Linked DNA regions of Homo sapiens: region 1 is linked to region 2. Evidence: chromatin loops called from intact Hi-C (ENCODE). Cell type or tissue: transverse colon. All regions are shown on one strand. Each heading gives the region's core, and the rest is flanking DNA. Links, peaks and the distances in the headings are about the cores only. Region 1 has its middle 28 kb from the start of LL22NC03-63E9.3. Region 2 overlaps RSPH14 (radial spoke head 14 homolog).

Region 1 (9,069 bases), core at 429-8,428, 540 kb after region 2:
AAGCCCTCCTGGTGAGTCAGCGAGAATATGCAGTGGGTGTGTGCTACATAGGGACCAACAGGCACAGAACACACGCTGCTGTTCCCAGCTCCAGGACAGCTCAGACAACTAAAGAACCTGCCTTCAGCTGGTGGCTGCCTACCCTGTAAGCAGTGTCCACATGGTGCTTGGGCAACACAGTTGATGGGGAATGAAAAGCAAAAGACACTTGGGATTTGAGTCTATTTCTTTATAATCTGAGATTTTCATTTCATGGCGATTTAGAGAACCAAAAATAGCATCTCTCCCAGAACGGAATCATTTGTCACAAGCTATTATCAAATATGCCCTTCAAATTGTGTCCAAATTTGTCCAGATGTTTTCAAATTATGCTTAACAAGCAAATTAAGATACCATTAATATTGTGTGTATCACCAACGTGCTCTTAAACCATCACTCATGTAATGCTCCAGGGCCATGCACTTCAGTCTGAATTTGAGGACAGGGGCAGGGAGGGATCTGTGCATGAGCACAGGAGTGACCGTTGCTCATCTTCTCATCCACAGACATACGAATCTGTCCACAAGTGACAGGGACTGAATTGCTTAAACTGCAAGCTCCAGGTTACTGTAATCAGAGGCCACATTTGGTATTGCACTCCAGTAAGTATGTAGTTGTGACTTCTGATGATCTTTAGAGCTATTTTAGGTCATTCTTTATGAAAAAAAATCCTCATCTTCTCAGAATGCAAGATGGATTGCAAACACTGCATATTTAATAGGAAAAACAGGGAAACAGCAGGAGAGACGAGTGGAGAGAAAGCACAGCTATTTTTATAGTGGCAGAAAGGATAGGCATGTTACAGATGCTATGTCAAGGAGCAACAACTCTCCTATTCCTGCATGGCCCAGGTGAAACAGCTGCTATAAGTCCAATGAAAACAGAGTCTAGAAAAGCATTTGGTAAAGATCCTCTACTCCATACCTAAGCTTTGACTAATTACACATAGAAAGACCAAGGAACCTGTTCAAATTTAAAATGCTCTGATAAAAGTAACTAATTGCTCAGTTTCACAGTAGCATGACATTTGGAAGCTATGTAGCTAAACTAGGCTGGGGTTAAAAAAAATTAAATCGCGGTTATTAAGAAGTCAATATGGAAAGAAAAAGTCTGAAAACACTCCTAGTTCAAATTGTACCCATTTTCAGTGGTAAAACTCAGGATAGGGTTTACCTCCGATTTACCTGATAACCAATGTGACTGAGCTGCCAAGACAGCTCTGGACATGGGGCAGAGGCCCTTTATCCTGTCCCTGCTGTGAATGCCCCTTCTTGCCATCCCTCCAGGTAGGTCTGAGTGCACCCCCAGGGTCCTGTGCTGGTCCCACTGCTCCATGGTGCCTTCCCTCTGACACTGGGATGCTACCCACTGTGGGGAGCTCCCCTTTTCCCTGACTTCATCTACATCTGCCAAAGAGGTTAGGGACAGTAGAAGCCCCCTCAGGCTGGGCCTGGCCACCTGCTCTGGCCTCTGAATGCAGCCCCGCCTGACAGCTTGGCTGCAATTTCATGAGGAGCCCAGAGTCAGAACCACCAAACTAAGCAGCTCTCAGATTCTTGATGCAAGAAAACTACAAGATCACAAATACATTAATATGGTTTGGCTCTGTGTCTCCACCCAAATCTCTTCTCAAATTGTAATCCCCATGTGTTGAAGGAGGGACTTGTAATCCCCATATGTTGAGGGACGGAAGGGATTGGATCATGGGGGCAGTTTTCCCCTTGCTGTTCTCGTGATGGGTAGGGAGTTACCATGAGAGCTGATGGTTTTAAAAGTGTCTGGGGCCAGGCACAATGGCTTGCGCCTGTAATCCCAGCACCTTGGGAGGCCTAGGTGTGCAAATCACTTGAGGTCAGGAGTTCGAGACCAGCCTGGTCAACATGGTAAAACCCCATCTCTACTAAAAATATAAAAATTAGTCGGTCTTGGTGACGCATGCCTGTAATAACAGCTACTCGGAGACTGAGGTAGGAGGATCACTTGAACCTGGGAGGCAGAAGCTGCAGTGAGCCGAGAGCACGCCACTGCACTCTAGCCTGGGCAACAGAGTGAGACTCCATCTCAAAAAAAAAAGTATTTGGAAGTTCACCCTCCCCAGCTCTTCTCACCTGCCACCTTGTGAACAAAGTTCTTGCTTCTCCTTTGCCTTCTACCATGATTGTAAGTTTCCTGAGGCCTCCCCAGCCATGTGGAACTGTGAGCCAGTTAAACCTCTTTCTTTTATAAATAAGGTATTTCTTTATAGCAGTGCGAAAACAGATTAATGCATATGTGTTCTCATTAAGAATATGTTAATTTTAGGAGTAATTTTTATGCAACAATAGACAACTAAGGCACTTTATGTTTACTAGAATCTATTTAATTCAGGTTCATGAACTCTAAACTACAATAATAACTATGTTTAAAGATTGGCTCACAAAATTCCAGAGAATTTAAATACTGGACTCTGGATATGTCTGAATATTTTTAAAATTTTTAATTCTCACAGTCTGTCGATTAATCAGGATTCCAGCTAGAAATTGATGATTTCCCCAGAAAAATTAGATATATTTGATGCCCATGAGAAAGAGTGGGTGTGTTCAGCTCAACTCTTCCCTGTGGAGCCATTTTGGAAACTTCCATACTATGGGGAGATTGTCCACCTGTAGGGTGTTTCCAGGACAGGGACTCAGTGATGTGAGAGGAGGAGGATCCTGAGAGGGCACCAAGTCTGTCACTCAAATACTCCCTAGCTCGGCAACCTGAGATATTAGGGCAAACAGGATGGACCCTACACACACACACACACACACACACACACACACACACACACACACTTCTTCCTCTTTGTTTTCATTGCTTTAAAACATCTTTGGAGCTTTACACAGTGGTTACTGCTTCCACAAAAGATGTACATGAATAACCCAGCAAGGTGGGCTATCTTCACTAGAGTGGGGTGTTCACAGAGCAGTGGTCCTTTATCATTGAAGAGGACGTCATTTCTGAAGAACTGAATCCAGGCTGTGCTACACAATGTGGGAAGTGGAGGCATTCGACGTAAGGATTTACATTGACGACTTTAGTGCATACAAAAATAAAAATAAATAATAAAGTGAGGATCATCCGGAGAAGTATGGGGACTGCACTAGGCAGGCATTTCCCTGCCGGTATGTACTTCCTGTTAAAGAGCTAGAAGTAGTTTCCAATTCAGAGAGGACATCCGTCATACGAGTGAAGAAGAAGCTGTCATATCCCGGAGAGTAAACAAGAGAGGAGGTTTCCTTTGGGAATTGATGGAAAAGGAGAGGAGCTGACAGAGAAGTGAATTCTCAAGGCCCTGTTGCAGGAAGCCCCTGGCACAGGGTGAGGAAGCATCTTCAGAGCAAAGACAGAGCCTGAGAGCCCAGGGCAGGTTTTGGTCTCAGTTCCCTAGGAACTTGGACCACTATGGAAAGTGTAACTACTTGAATATAAGCTGCAGTGATAATTAGCCTCAACCTCGGACTTGAGCCCAGAGATGGTCAGGGAAGCCATGTTGCCAGACTTGGAGCCTGAGAAGAGGTCAGAGATCCCTGAAGGCCGAGTATTGACATTGTAAATCAGGAGTCTGGAGGTAGTGCTGAGACGCTTTTGGTACCAGAAGACATGATCATAATCCCCAACGTCACTGCTGGTTCCAGTGCAGGAGATGGTGACCGACTGTCCAGGAGCCCCGGACACAAAAGGAGGCTGAGTCAGGGCAGATTGGGCCCAGGACCCTGGAAAGAGGGAGAAACACACTCTACTGGGTCAGTACTGGGTCCAGTGACCCTGAGGAGCAGGAGCAGAAGACCAAGCATCAGCTCAGAGGTCCCCAAGGCCATTTCCCTGGAGGTGTCACCTGTGCCCTGAGTGAGGAGGGTGAGGAGGAGCAGAGCCCAGGCCATGGTGGAGATGTCCCGAGAGCGCTGCCTTGAGACCCCAGCACCGGGCCTGCCTCTAGCCCTGTCTTATCCCCCCGCCTCAGAGGAGGGCAGGGCCTCCATGCAAATCTGTGTCCTGAGCTCCTCTCCTCACCCCACCCTCACCTGGGCCTGGGCTCAGAGACTTCTGCTTCCCTGTGAGGCTCAGCTGAGGGTATTAATCCAGCCTAGGCATGGATTTCCTGAGACTGAACCCATGAGAGTGCCCAGGACATCAGGCCAGTCCAGAGATATCCTAACCCTCACTATTGCAGGAGCTCCAGGCTGAGGAAACCAGGACTTCTCCTTTGTGCTGTGAGGGATGAATGTGAGGACAGGCTGCTCCCAGGCCGGGTGGGAAAGTTCAATCACTCCTCCTCCCAGAGACTTCAGACAGTGCTGGAACTTCTCATTTCCCTCATCCCCTGCCCAACCATCTTGGTCCTCTCAGCTAAGGTGGGTTCTAAGCACTGCTACATCCCCTGCCCCTGCAGTGGTTTAAAGCTGGGGCCTGACATGTTGAACTAGGACCATTAATGGTGCTTCTAAAAAGGAATTCACTGGGCCACAACAGATTTGGAGCACTGCTTCCCAGTACCTTTAGAGATATTCAAGGGTAAGTAGCTCTTGGGATTTCTTTTTTTTTTTTAATGGCTTTTTATTAATGAGCAGCTGTTCATAGTTAATCATAAAGTCACATTCTTTTTTTTGAGATTCAGGGACTTTTTTTTTTTTGAGATGGAGTCTCGCGCTGTCACCAGGCTGGAACACGGTGGCGCCATCTCGGCTCACTGCAACCTCCAACTCCCTGGTTCAAGCAGTTCTCCTGCCTCAGGTTCGCGACTAGCTGAGATTACAGGCATAAGCCACCACGCCCAGCTAATTTTTGTATTTTTAGTAGAGACGGGGTTTCACCACGTTGGCCAGGATGGTCTCGATCTTCTGACCTTATGATCCACCCTCCTCAGTCTCCCAAAGTGCTGGGATTACAGGTGTGAGCCACCGCGCCCGGCCGACTCAGGGGCTTCTTAAAGGTCAGGATAAACTTTATCAATCATCTTCTCCAACCTAGTCCCCTGCTGCCCCCTGGTGGCCTCAGATGGTTCATCTCAAGTACCAAGACACAATTCTAAGTGAGAGATAGAAATACCTGGTTTGGTCCCACTCCAACCTGCCTTTTTCTCCTCCCAGCTCAGGACCAGACCCTCGATCCATGCTAATCTTGACCCTTTTCCTCAGACTTTTTCCATGATGAATGTGTCCTCTGCCATACCAGGTGGCTAAGATACTCGTTCTCAGGACCGTTTTGCTTGTGCTAGAATGGCTTTGTCAAAGGTACATGAGGTGTCTTAGCTCCAGGCTGAGAAAATGTTAGATGTAAAATGAACTAACCTCAGTATGAGCACTGGGTGAGAAAAATGGTATGAGAAAAGACCACCTGGGTTCTCAAAATGTCTTCTTACATGCACAGGGTATATTCTCCAGGAGAGAGCTCATGTTTGGTCACAAAACAAGTCTTAAGAAATGTAAGGAGAATTAAATCATTCCAAAAATCTTTTTTTACAACAAGAAATGAATCTGGAAATTAATAACAGTAAAAAAAAATGGAAAAATTCACAAATAGGCAGAAATCAAACATCACATGTTGAACAAGCATTGGGTCAAAGAGGAAAACCAAAGGGAATTTTAAAAATATCTTCAAATGAAAATTAAAACACAGCACACCAAACCTATAGGATGCAGTAAAAGCAGTGCTAAGTGGGAAGTTTATGGAGATAAGCAAACATTAAAAAAGAAGAAAGATCTCAAATAAGCAACCTAAAATTATAACTCAACGAACTAGAAAAAGAGGAACAAACTAAGCCCAAACTTAGCAGAAAAAAATGAAATAATAAAGATTACAGCAGAAATAAATCAAACAGATAATAGAAAAAAACAAAACTAAGAGATGGTTTTCTGAAAAATTAAACGAAGTTGACAAATCCTTAGCTACACTGTGAAAAAAGAGAGAAGACTCAAATAAAATCCAAAATGAAAAAAGGAGCTATTACAACAGATTTCTCAGAAATAAAAAGGCTCACACCTGTAATCCCAACACTTGGGAGACCGAGGCAGGTGGATCTCTGGAGCCCAGGAATTCAAGACCAGCCTGGGCAACACAGTGAGGTCACATCTATACAAAAAAAAGAAGAAAAGAAAGAAAGAAAGAAAGAAAGAAAGAAAGAAAGAAAGAAAGAAAGAAAGAAAGAAAGAAAGAAAGAAAGAAAGAAAGAAAGAAAGAAAGAAAGAAAGAAAGAAAGGGAAAGGAAAGGAAAGAAAGGAAAGAAAGGAAAGAAAGGAAAGAAAGGAAAGAAAGGAAAGAAAGGAAAGAAAGGAAAGAAAGAAAGAAAAAGAAATTATCCAGGCATGGTGGTGCATGCCTGTAGTCCCAGCTACTCAGAAAGCTGAGGTGGGAGGATTACTTGAGCCTGGGAGGTTGTGGCTGCAGTGAGCTGTGGTCAAGCCTCTCCACTCTAGCCTGGGTGACAGAGAAAGACCCTGTCTCAAATAAATAAATAGGATCATAAGGGACTATTTTGAAAAATTATACACCAAGCTAGATAAATTAAAAGACATAAATAAATTCCTAGAAACAGTCAACTTAAAAAAAAAAGCAAATCAATAAAAAATACAAAGCCTGAACATACCAATAACAAAGAAGGAGATTGACTCAATAATCAAAAATATCTCAACAAAGAAAAGCCCAGGACCAGATGGCTTCATAGCTGAATGTTCTACCAAACATTCAAAGATGAGTTAATATTAATTCTTCTTAAAGTCTTCCAAAAAATAGAAAAGGGAACACTTCCAAAATTGTTTTATGAGGTCGGGATCACCCTGATACCAAAACAAAGCAAAGACAACACCAGAAAAGAAAAAAAACTGCAAGCCAGTCTACCTCTGATAAACATTAACAGATATTAAATGCAAAAATTCTCAGTAAAATACTAGCAAACCAAATTCAACAGTATGTTAAGAAGATCATACATCAGGAACAGGTGGGGTTTATCCCTGGATAAAAGGATGATTCCGCATGTGCAAGGATGGTATAGCGCATCCACAGGCTGAAAGATTCACACACACACACACACACACATATGATTATGTCCACAGATGTACAAAAGGCATGTGGCCAAATTCAACATCCATTCATGATTTTAAATGAAGATGAAGAAGGAGGAGGAGGAGGAAAGAAAAAAGAAGAGGAAGAGGAGGAGGAGGAGAAAAGAAAGGAAAAGAAAAGGAAGGAAAGGAAAAAAGGAAAGGAAAAGAAAAGAAAGCAATGGAAAAAAAAGGAAAAGAAAAGAAAAGAACTCTCAACAAAATAGTGATAGGCCGGGCACAGTGGCTCATGCCTGTAGTCCCAGTATTTTGAGAGGCTAAGGCAGGAGGATCGCTTGAGCCCAAGAGTTCAAGACCAGCCTGGGCAACATAGCAAAATTAATCTCTATTATAAAATAAATATTTAAAAAAACAAAAATAAAATGAAATAGGTACAGAAGAAACTTACCACAACACAATAAAAACCATATGTGAAAAGCCCACAACTAACATCATAATCAATGGGAAAAAAACAGAAGCTTTTCCCCTAAGATCCCACACAAGGCAAGATGCCCCCTCTCCACTTATTTTAATTCAACATTGCACTGGAATCCCTAACCAGAGAAATTCGACAAGAAAAAGAAATGAAACGCATCCAAATTGGAAAAGAAGGATTAAAATCCTAATCTTTGTGTGCAGATGACATAAACATAAGTGTAGAAAAACCTAAAGACTCCACAATAACAAAAAGTCTGTTAAAACTAAATTAAGTAAATTTGAAGGATAAAAAAATCAACATACAAAAATTGATGACGTTTCTACACACAGACAGTAAATATATGAAAATAAAATTAAGAAAGCAATCACATTTACAAAAGGAATTAGTACTTAGGAATAAACTTAACGAAGGAGGTGAAAGAGTTTTACACTGGAAATTATAAAACAGTGATGAAGAATGTTAAAGAAGATACAGATAAATATCAAGACATCTCGTGTTTATAAATTGGAAGAACTAATATTCTTAAATGTTCATACTACCTAAAGTGATCTCCAGATTCAATGCTAGACCTATCAATACACAAATGTCATTCTTTATAGAAATAGAAAAAATAGGCCAGGCATGGTGGCTCACACCTGTAATCCCGGCACTTTGAGAGGCCGAGGCAGTGGATCACTTGAGGTCAGGAGTTCTAAACCAGCCTGGCCAACATGGTGAAACCCCGTCTCTACCAAAAATATAAAAAATTAGCCAGGTGTGTTGGCACGTGCCTGTAATTTATCAAAAAGATAAACGATAACAAATGTTGGCAAGGATGTGGACAAAAGAAACTCTTGTACACTGTTGAAAGGAATGTAAACTAAACAGCCATTGTAGAAAATGTATGGGGATTCCTTAAAAAATTAAAAATAGAACTACCATATAATCCAGCAATACCAATTCTGGGCATATCTCAAAACAAAATGAAATCAGAATCTTGAATAGATATCTGTTCTCCCATGTCTTTTGCAACATTATTCACAATAGCCAACACATGGAAACAACCTAAATTTCTGATGACAAATGAATGGATAAAGAAAATGTGGTGCATGCACACACATACATACATACATACACACACATACACACACACAAATATTGCCAAGTTTTAAAAAATAAAGGAAATCCCATCATTTGCAACAACATGGATAAAGCTGGAGGACATTATGTTAACTGATATAAGCCAGAAACAGAAAGGCAAATACTGCATGATCTTATTTGCATGTAGAATCTAAAATATTCAAACTCATAGAACCAGAGAGTAAAATGGTGGGTGTCAGGACTGGGGAGGGAAAAGGGAAATGGGGAGATGTTTATCAAAGGGTATAAAAGAGTACAGTGATACAAGATGAATAAGTTCTAGATAGCTAATGTACCGCAATGTGACTATGGTTAACAATATTGCATTATTTACTTTAAATTTGCTAATTTGGTAGATTGTAAGTGTTCTCACCAAAAAAAAAAAAAAAAGAAAGAAGATGATAATTATGT
Region 2 (8,000 bases), core at 1-8,000:
GACAAACAGATATTGTAGCCCAGGAGTCAGATGAACCTGGGTTCCCTCTGCCCTTCCCCTCACTCCCCGTGTGCCCTGGACAGGTTATTTCCCATGTCTAAAGTACCTGCCTCAGAGGCCAGAAATGAGGTTGAAGTGGAAACACTGGCCTGGTGTATAGCTCAGCGTCCTGCCCAAGGATGGAGTGCAAACATTCAAGGCCAGGCGTGAGCATTCCCTGGGTTAAGGCTCAGAGAGAAATGACTACGGGATCAGGTGCAGATAGGCAGGCCCAACAGAGCAGAGCCTGTGAGGGTCTAGGATTGTTGCTTGGCTCCTGAAGCACATCTTCTTCCAGCTGATCTGGCCTGGGAGTTGAGCACACTAGGCCTGTGGTTTTTTAAAAACACCACCGTGCCCCTGGTCCTCTCCCAGGCCACCAGGAGCAGTCTCTGGGGGTGGGGCCCTGCACACATATTTCTGAAAATGCACCTTGAATGACAGTCATGCATGCCCCAGGGTTGAGAGCCCCTGGGGTATTAGGGTGATCCATGGGGGACCAGTGCTGGGTTGAGCTAAATTAATGCCCTGTGCTCACCATGCAGGAACCTGAGGAATAAGCGAGGGTCTAGTCCCCTCATTCTTGGAGTGTGGAGACAGGGGACTTGCTGCTCTCAACCAGTCCTCTTACAATGATTGTGACCTATTTAAAGCATTCAGAGAAGTACAGAGATGGTGATAAGGAACATTGGATACCACCAGCCAGCTTTGCCAAATCTTTACATTCTATATCCATATTTTATACTTGCTTGAAATTTTTATTTGAAGAAATCATAGGTACAGTCCAAGCACCCTGTGAACCTCCCCCCACCCAGAGCACTCTTCCTCCTGCCTTTCCTTGAGCTACTAATAATCTGGTGACTATGTCCCCAAAATGCATATCTTTATATTTTACCACAGATATAATTACATATGGACGATATATAATCTTGTTTTGCATGTTTTAAAACTATGTAAGTGGATCTTGCTGTATGTATCCCTCTGTTACTTCCAAAACCTTAAAAAACCTAAATAACATTAGAGATTTATAGAAATTTTGAGATGAATCCATGTTGCGCCACTGGCTGTATTTCATTCATTTCCATCACTGCACACTGTTCCGGTGTTTGAATGTATCATGATACACTCACCCATCCCAGGCTGGCAGGCTTGTTGGTTGTTTGTACTCCTGTACTGCAAAAGGACTGTGCCATGGCTGTTCCTGCCCAGGGCTTCCTGGTACCCTGGAAGGAGAGTCCCCTAGAGCATCTGCCAGGGAGGGCATCGCTGGGCCAGGGAGAATGTGTTTGCCTTCAGCTTTGCTGGATATTGCAACTGCTTCCAGCCCAGCCTCTGGCCTCCAGAGAGCCCGGGGCATATCCCAGCCTGATGGATGTGCTATGGTGTTTCACTGTGATATGGCTTTACTGTCCCTGTCCTGGTGAGAGGAAACATCTTCCCTCTGCCTGACACCTCATCAGATTCCTCTCCTGCCCAGTGCCTCTGGAGAGAGTGTGTTCATTCTGTTGCCGAGTTGTTTTTCCATTTCTTATTGATTTGAAGGAGTGTGTAATTTATCCTGGATTCCAGCCCTTTGTCGGTTACCTACATTGCAAATATCATTTCAAACCAGGCTGTTTTCTTGGCTTCTCACTGTGCCTTTGTTGATTCACTGGTGCAGCAGTCTTTCTTTCCTTCTTTCCTTCTTTCTCTTTCTTTCTTTCTTTCTTTCTTTCTTTCTTTCTTTTTCTTTCCTTCTTTCTTTCTCTTTTCTTTTTCTTTTTTTTTTGAGACAGAGTCTCACTCTGTCGCCCAGGCTGGAGTGCACTGGTGCAGTCTCAGCTCACTGCAACCTCCACCTCCCGGGTTCATGCCATTCTCCTGCCTCAGCCTCCCGAGTAGCTGGGACTACAGGCACCCGCCACCATGCCCGGCTGATTTTTTGTATTTTTAGTAGAAACGGGGTTTCACCGTGTTAGCCAGGATGGTCTCGATCTCCTGACCTCATGATCCGCCTGCCTCGGCCTCCCAAAGTGCTGGGATTACAGGCGTGAGCCACCATGCCCGGCCTTCTTTTTCTTTTTCTTTCTTTCTTTCTTTCTTTCTTTCTTTCTTTCTTTCTTTCTTTCTTTCTTTCTTTCTTTCTTTCTTTCTTTCTTCCTTTCTTTCTTTCTTTCTTTCTTTTTCTTTCTCTTTCTTTCTCTCCCTTCCCTTTCTTTCTTTCCTTCTTTTCCTTCCTTTCTTTCTCTTTCTCTCTTTGTCTCTTTCTCTTTCTTCCTCTCTCTTTCTTTCTCCTTCTTTCCTTCCTTCCTTCCTTCTTTTCTGAGATGCAGTCTCACTCTGTCACCCAGGCTGTACTGTAGTGGCATGGTCTCAGCTCACTGCAAACTCCACCTCCCAGGTTCAAGTGATTCTCCTGACTCAGCCTCCCGAGTAGCTGGGACTACAGGCGTGTGCCACCATGCCCAGCTAATTTTTGTATTTGTAGTAGAGACGGGGTTTCACTATGTTGACCAGGCTGGTCTTGAACTCCTGACCTCACGATCCTCCTGCCTCGGCCTCCCAAAGTGCTGGGATTACAGGCGTGAGCCACCATGCCCAGCCTTAGCAGTTTTTCATTTGAATAATGAAGTCAATTTCATGATTTTTTTTCCCTCTGGCCTTTTTTTTTTTTGAGTGCCGTGTAAGATAATCTTTCTTTACCCTGACTCATGAAGATATTCTGCCATATTTTCTTCTAAAATGTACGAGTTTGCTTTTCCCCATCTCCTCCCCTTGTCTTTTTCTGCCATCCACCAACACTGGGCGCACCATTAGGAGTAGGGGGCTGTGGTACTGACAAGCTCACGAACAGAAGCCTCAGTGAGGGTCAGGGTGGGGAGCCTCGGCCCTTCATCGCGGGGTTTACTGAGTGCTGCTCATGATCTGTGAAGGGCCCAGAAGGGAGGCCTGGGACACCGGGTATGCAGGGGACAGTTGGACAATGAGCAGAGGGAGGAAGGGAAGGAGGCAATGTGGCAGACGCCCAGGAGATCTGTTCTGGGGGTACACTGAGTGTCGTGGCCTCTGGATTAGCGAGTGTGACTGTGCCCCAGGTGGTGTCCTTCATGGGCCTCTGGGTGGGGGGCCTGGGGGGTGGCGAGGGCATCTATTTCAGTGGCTCTGTTCTTACCAGCGTGTGACCTTGGGCAGTACCATCACCTGTGGGAACGTGGGTGTCACCTGTGTGGCTTAGCTGGGACAGTCTCTGAGCAGGGCTTAGCTGGCTCCCAGTGAATGCTGGTGGCCATTGGTATGGTTTCCTATCAGTGGCCACACTGGAAGGCCGTTTTCACCATGGCACCCTCTGCACCTGGCAGGGCGCCTGGCATGTGGCTAGCGCTCAACAAATATTGGCTGTTTAGTAGGTTTTATGTCATACTTTAAAGGATCAATTGCTGGTTGTCTTCTTGCTACAGTTCACTTACCTGCTTGCTCATTCCTTCATTCATTTGACAGTATGTGTTGGGCCCCTGTTTTGTTCTGGCCACCGTGCCTCAGTTTCTTCCCCTGTGTCATGGGTGTCTGGGAGAGTGGTTTCAGAATCCTTGCTCTGGCCAAGTCTGACTTGCATGATTTCCCAGAGTAACCAGGAGGGGGCACCCCAGGACTGAGGATTGTCCCAAGTGGGCCCTGGCCCTGCAGGGGCCCTGGGCCCAAGCTGCTGCGCTCACCCACACGCATTCCTCTAAGTTCCTTCCAGGCTGGCTACTCATGCGCCGTGGTGGTGCCGTGTCAGGAGAGGAGAAAATAGGATTGTAGAGACAGATGTCACACACAGGCTGCCAGCCCAGGCTCCCTGCCAGCTGGGCCCTGAGTGATGCACAGGGTCTGCTTCTGCTCCCCAGCCCGATGAGAGGGGGAGGCCTGGCAGGCCAGGAACCAAGAGGCCAGAGTGTCCCTATCGGTGACCATCATTCCTGCTAAGTCCAGGAATGGAGTAGAACCCCATGAGAAAACAGGTTTCATTTTTGTGGGAGAGAGAGTTCTGTGGCTGAAATTGACAATTCTTCTCTAACCAGATTTTGGGGTGCAGTTGAACAGCTCAGGGTCCCCCGGAAGTATCCCTCTACCATCCCACTGGTCCTGACTGGGCACACCTGTGAGTCTGTTCTGGCCCTGCCTCCAGTCTCCCTCTCCTTGTGCCAGGCTCTGAGACCCCAGCCCAGCTTTAGCAGCAGCATGATGGGGCCTGTTCTGACCCTGACTCCACACGTGTGCAGCCCGGGGGTGGAGATGGATGACCCTCCCAGCCCGGAGGAGAGCACCAGCCCGAGAGGAGGAGGGAGGCAGCAAGGATGCGCCTGGGCCCTGCCTCTGGAAATTGGCTCCGTGACCTTGGAAAGGAGAACTGGGCTTGGGAAGGGGAGGGTGCCGCGGGTGAAATGTCTGGATGCAGTTTGATCCAAGTCATTTGGGGGTTCAGGGGACATCCCTGGAGTCATAGCATCTAAGCTAGGGAGAAATCTGGGGGTCTACAGCTATACCACCCAGAATGCACCCAATGTCATCTGAACCCCAGGTACGTGGGCTGCTGGAGAAGCAAAGTAGGTGCTCCCACTGCAGTGAGCCGTATGTCTCATTCCAGGCTAGTGGCCTTGGGTGGGCCACCACTGCACCCTGTCCCTCTTCAGCAGCCACCCGTGGACACCCAGCTTCCTTCGATGGACCCAGAGCAGCCTCCTCCTCCTCCTCCCCTTGATGCCACAGGGTGAGGGGTGGAGGCCAGCTGCCCTAGAGGAGCAGGCCCTTTTCTGTCTTGCCTGCCCTCAGGGCAGGGTGCACCAGAACCCCAGGCACATCCTCAGCCTGACAGTCTTTGGTGGGTAGTTGTACCCCATTCCTGGACTTAGCAGGAATGATGGTCACTGATAGGGACACTCTGGCCTCTTGGTTCCCGGCCTGTCAGGCATCCCCATCTCGTCAGGCTCATCTGGGTGAGGTGAGCTCATCCAGGGTGAGGTCCAGCCTCAGTGTTGCCTCAAGTCCTCATGGTGCAGTGCAGCCCTTCCTGGCACTGTCCCCTGAGCCAGATGGACCATTTGTTCTGGAGGGCTGACGTTGGAAGTAGGGTGCCAGGGCCTGTTGCCACTGTGGGGATCTGGGGAATGTGGACAGAGTAAAGCCCCTCAGGTCCTGGCCTGGTGGGGTCACATTGTGTGATGCTGATAAGTCATCGCCTCTCCTGGTCTCTGCTTCCACTTCTGTAGAATGGAATCAAGCATCTTGGCCTCCCATGAGTGTGCCCCCCAGTGAGCAGTCACTGAGGAGAGCTGGGATTATCGTGACCACTGTTGTTGACCCATTGCACCACCAGGGTGACCACGTGGGCTATAGGTGAGGATGGCAATATCCCACAGGGAGCCACATGATGGTGGGTCCTGGGAAAGGAGGCTGGGGCTGCGTGAAGTAGGACAAGGCGGGATTAGTCACCTGCAGTGGGCAGGGCTGGCCCAGCCATCCCCAGGTCCTCCCCTTCAGGCACCCTGCCACCTACTCTAGCCTCCTCTCACCAGCAACCTTGGTGAGTCCTGGTGCTTACCTCCCGTTGGCTAAGACTCCTGGACCATCCCAGCTCAGCATGCGCCTTCTCCATGGGGCATTGTTTGGAGGAATGAGGTGGGTCAGAGGCGCTGGCCTTGAGCTGCTCAATGGAGTTTCCAACACCCCTTCCCACTCGACCCTGGAGCCCTGACAGATGGAATGCAGGGAAGGAGGAGACTTCCAAGAAGCTGCCCAGGTGACTTTGAGCTGTGAGGATGGGGAAGGACATGCTAGGCAAAGGGATCATTGGGGGCAAGAGCGGAACAAGGCAGGCTCAGGAGGAGAACCAGTGCAGGTGAACTGCAGGGGAGGACGGGGCCAGAGAGGTCGACAGCGCCTGAGGTTTCTCTGCAGCCTATGGGGGAACTGGAGACTCCTGGCTAGGTTCTGGGAACCGGGAGAAACCTCCCTCCAGGGAAGGCCTCCTCTGATCTTTGCACACATTAGGAAGGGAGGCTCAATCCCTTTCTCCCTTTAGCCATGTATTTTTAGATTAAAGATGCTCACGGCGAAATTACTGCTCTTTTCACAGTTGGCATTAAAAGCACAAAATAAGTCTCAACGATTTTAAGTCACACGTTATTTCTTCAGAAACAAAAGCCCCTCTGGGTTCTGGCTGTTTGGTGACGTAGGAAGGTGTGAAGGGAGTCCCTGCGTGGGCTTAGGAGTAGGGATGGGGCGGTGACAGCACCAGGGCTGCGTGCGTATCTGCGCGTGTGTGCATGTGCTTGTGTGCATGCATGCGTGTGTGTGCCTGCCGACCCCCCACTTTGCTTGAGGTCCTGCTTTGAGGAGGAGGCTGCAGGGTGGTTCTGTGCTGCTCCCTGTAGGCTTCCATCCTGTGCAGGTGCCAAGCCAGGCAAGGACTCCAGCAGGAGGAAAGATCAGCGTCTCTGCTCCTCCAGTGGGAGCAACAGCTCCCTGGCCTGGTGAATCCTGGCTTGACTGCTCCCTGACCTCAGGCACCTTTCCTCATCTGTAAAATGGGCACCTCTGGCAACCTGCTGAGGTGGGGTGTTACATAAAATCATTAGTAAGGAGCCCGGCTCCGTGCCTGGTTCGCAGCAGGCCCTCGGTGAATGCACTCCGTTGACTTCTGATCGGCACTTTTCCACTATATCCAGATACCTCTAACCACACAAGCCAGTCAGCGAGCACTGCATGCTCAGGGACCCCTCCTCTCCAAAACCCTACAAGGTTTGCCCTACACTACTGGGGGCACAGGAACCCTCCAGGCCCTCAGGGCACCTCTTCCACTCTGCAGGATGACTCTGACATTGGCTGAGGTGTCCACATGGTGGGAGGGGTCCAGGGTATGGCACAGCCTGGGTCAGTGTTGGGTGGGGTCTTGGGGGCAGCGGGAGGGGCAGGAGTCATCATCACCCCCAGACCTCCACACCAGGACTGCATGGACCTGGCAGGTTTCCCCTCTTTGCAGTTTCTTTCCTCTCGTGATGTTTATTTGTGATGTTCATTGCAAAATGACTCTACCTAAATGTGTGGAGGTATAGGGGTGGGGTTTGGAATATGGGACCTCAGAATGGAGGTGTCCCCGGCTGCCCTTCCAGATGGCACCAAGTCCAGCCACAGGTCAGCTACACACATAGCACACTGGGACAATGCTGGGCTCCATTCAGGGTATTTTATTTTCTTAAAGTAGACAACCTTTGACTTTCATCCAATCCCCAGCTTCTCTTTCCCCCGTACATCTCTTCACGTCCTTGGCTGTGATTCCGCACACTGACCTCGGACACACAGCTACTGCACGGAGAGAGGGAGGGAGATCTGGCAAGGGCTCCGGCAGTGCCTCTCCTCTCCATGGCGCAGTTCGTATTTACACACGGCCCTTGGCGAACGTCCTTTCAACGCAGTTGCCCATAGGCCCTGGGACAGGAAGGCCCAGATCAGGGTCCCAGCAGGGCCTCCCTCAGGCCACAACGCTGGCTGTGCCTTCACAGGAGTCAGAGCATTTCCAGCCAGTCTCAGGCGCGGGGCATGCTGGGACCAGGGGCACCACCCCTTGCTCCCCTTCCTTCACTCAGCAAAGCCACAAATAATTTACTCTTTAAATACCAAGACACTTAGCTATTGTTCATTTGCTCCCAGGTGAAAGAACCTTCTTTAAATATGTCGTGTTTATTTTCTTAAATAAAAACAAAGCAGAAAACCCCACCATTAACAAGAGGACACTGCAGAGGCTTATGTACAACACGTGTCCCGCGAGGCTGGCGCAGGACTGCCACTCACTCCAAAATTTCTTTGGAGCAGAGAGACAGATCGTCCAGATAACAACTTTTACACTCAGCAAGCCAGACACAAAAAAGACCACCTGAAAAAAAATATGTTTTGAAAATCTGCATTTAAAAAAGAATACTCAACTGCATTTGAAATTTTCTGGA

What was found. Hi-C counts contacts between places; a loop is a spot of excess contacts. Peaks named below come from ENCODE experiments on the same cell type or tissue, not always from the same donor. Only the 100,000 strongest peaks of a DNase experiment are listed, where the experiment ranks them.
Region 1: it touches region 2 in a loop (12-fold over the local background); 9 of 110 quality-filtered maps call a loop at or near these places.

What each region holds. Positions count from the first base shown.
Region 1 is chr22:22,583,088-22,592,156 of GRCh38, reverse strand. It overlaps IGL and IGLV2-33. Among named protein-coding and RNA genes, the nearest start is that of LL22NC03-63E9.3, 28 kb to the right of the region's middle. RefSeq lists a silencer at 4,925-5,219. In transverse colon, for the core only: a CTCF peak has its summit at 5,046 (motif pointing left); a DNase peak (open chromatin) is centred at 5,026; H3K27me3 peaks cover 4,477 bases.
Region 2 is chr22:23,124,262-23,132,261 of GRCh38, reverse strand. The region is part of intron 4 of RSPH14 (radial spoke head 14 homolog); the gene reads left to right. GNAZ (G protein subunit alpha z) reads right to left here. Exons shown (of 3, transcript NM_002073.4): 3 at 7,230-8,000. Among named protein-coding and RNA genes, the nearest start is that of RSPH14, 14 kb to the left of the region's middle. RefSeq lists enhancers at 3,543-3,822, 3,679-4,266, 4,267-4,856, 5,221-6,098. In transverse colon, for the core only: a CTCF peak has its summit at 3,657 (motif pointing right); a DNase peak (open chromatin) is centred at 3,685.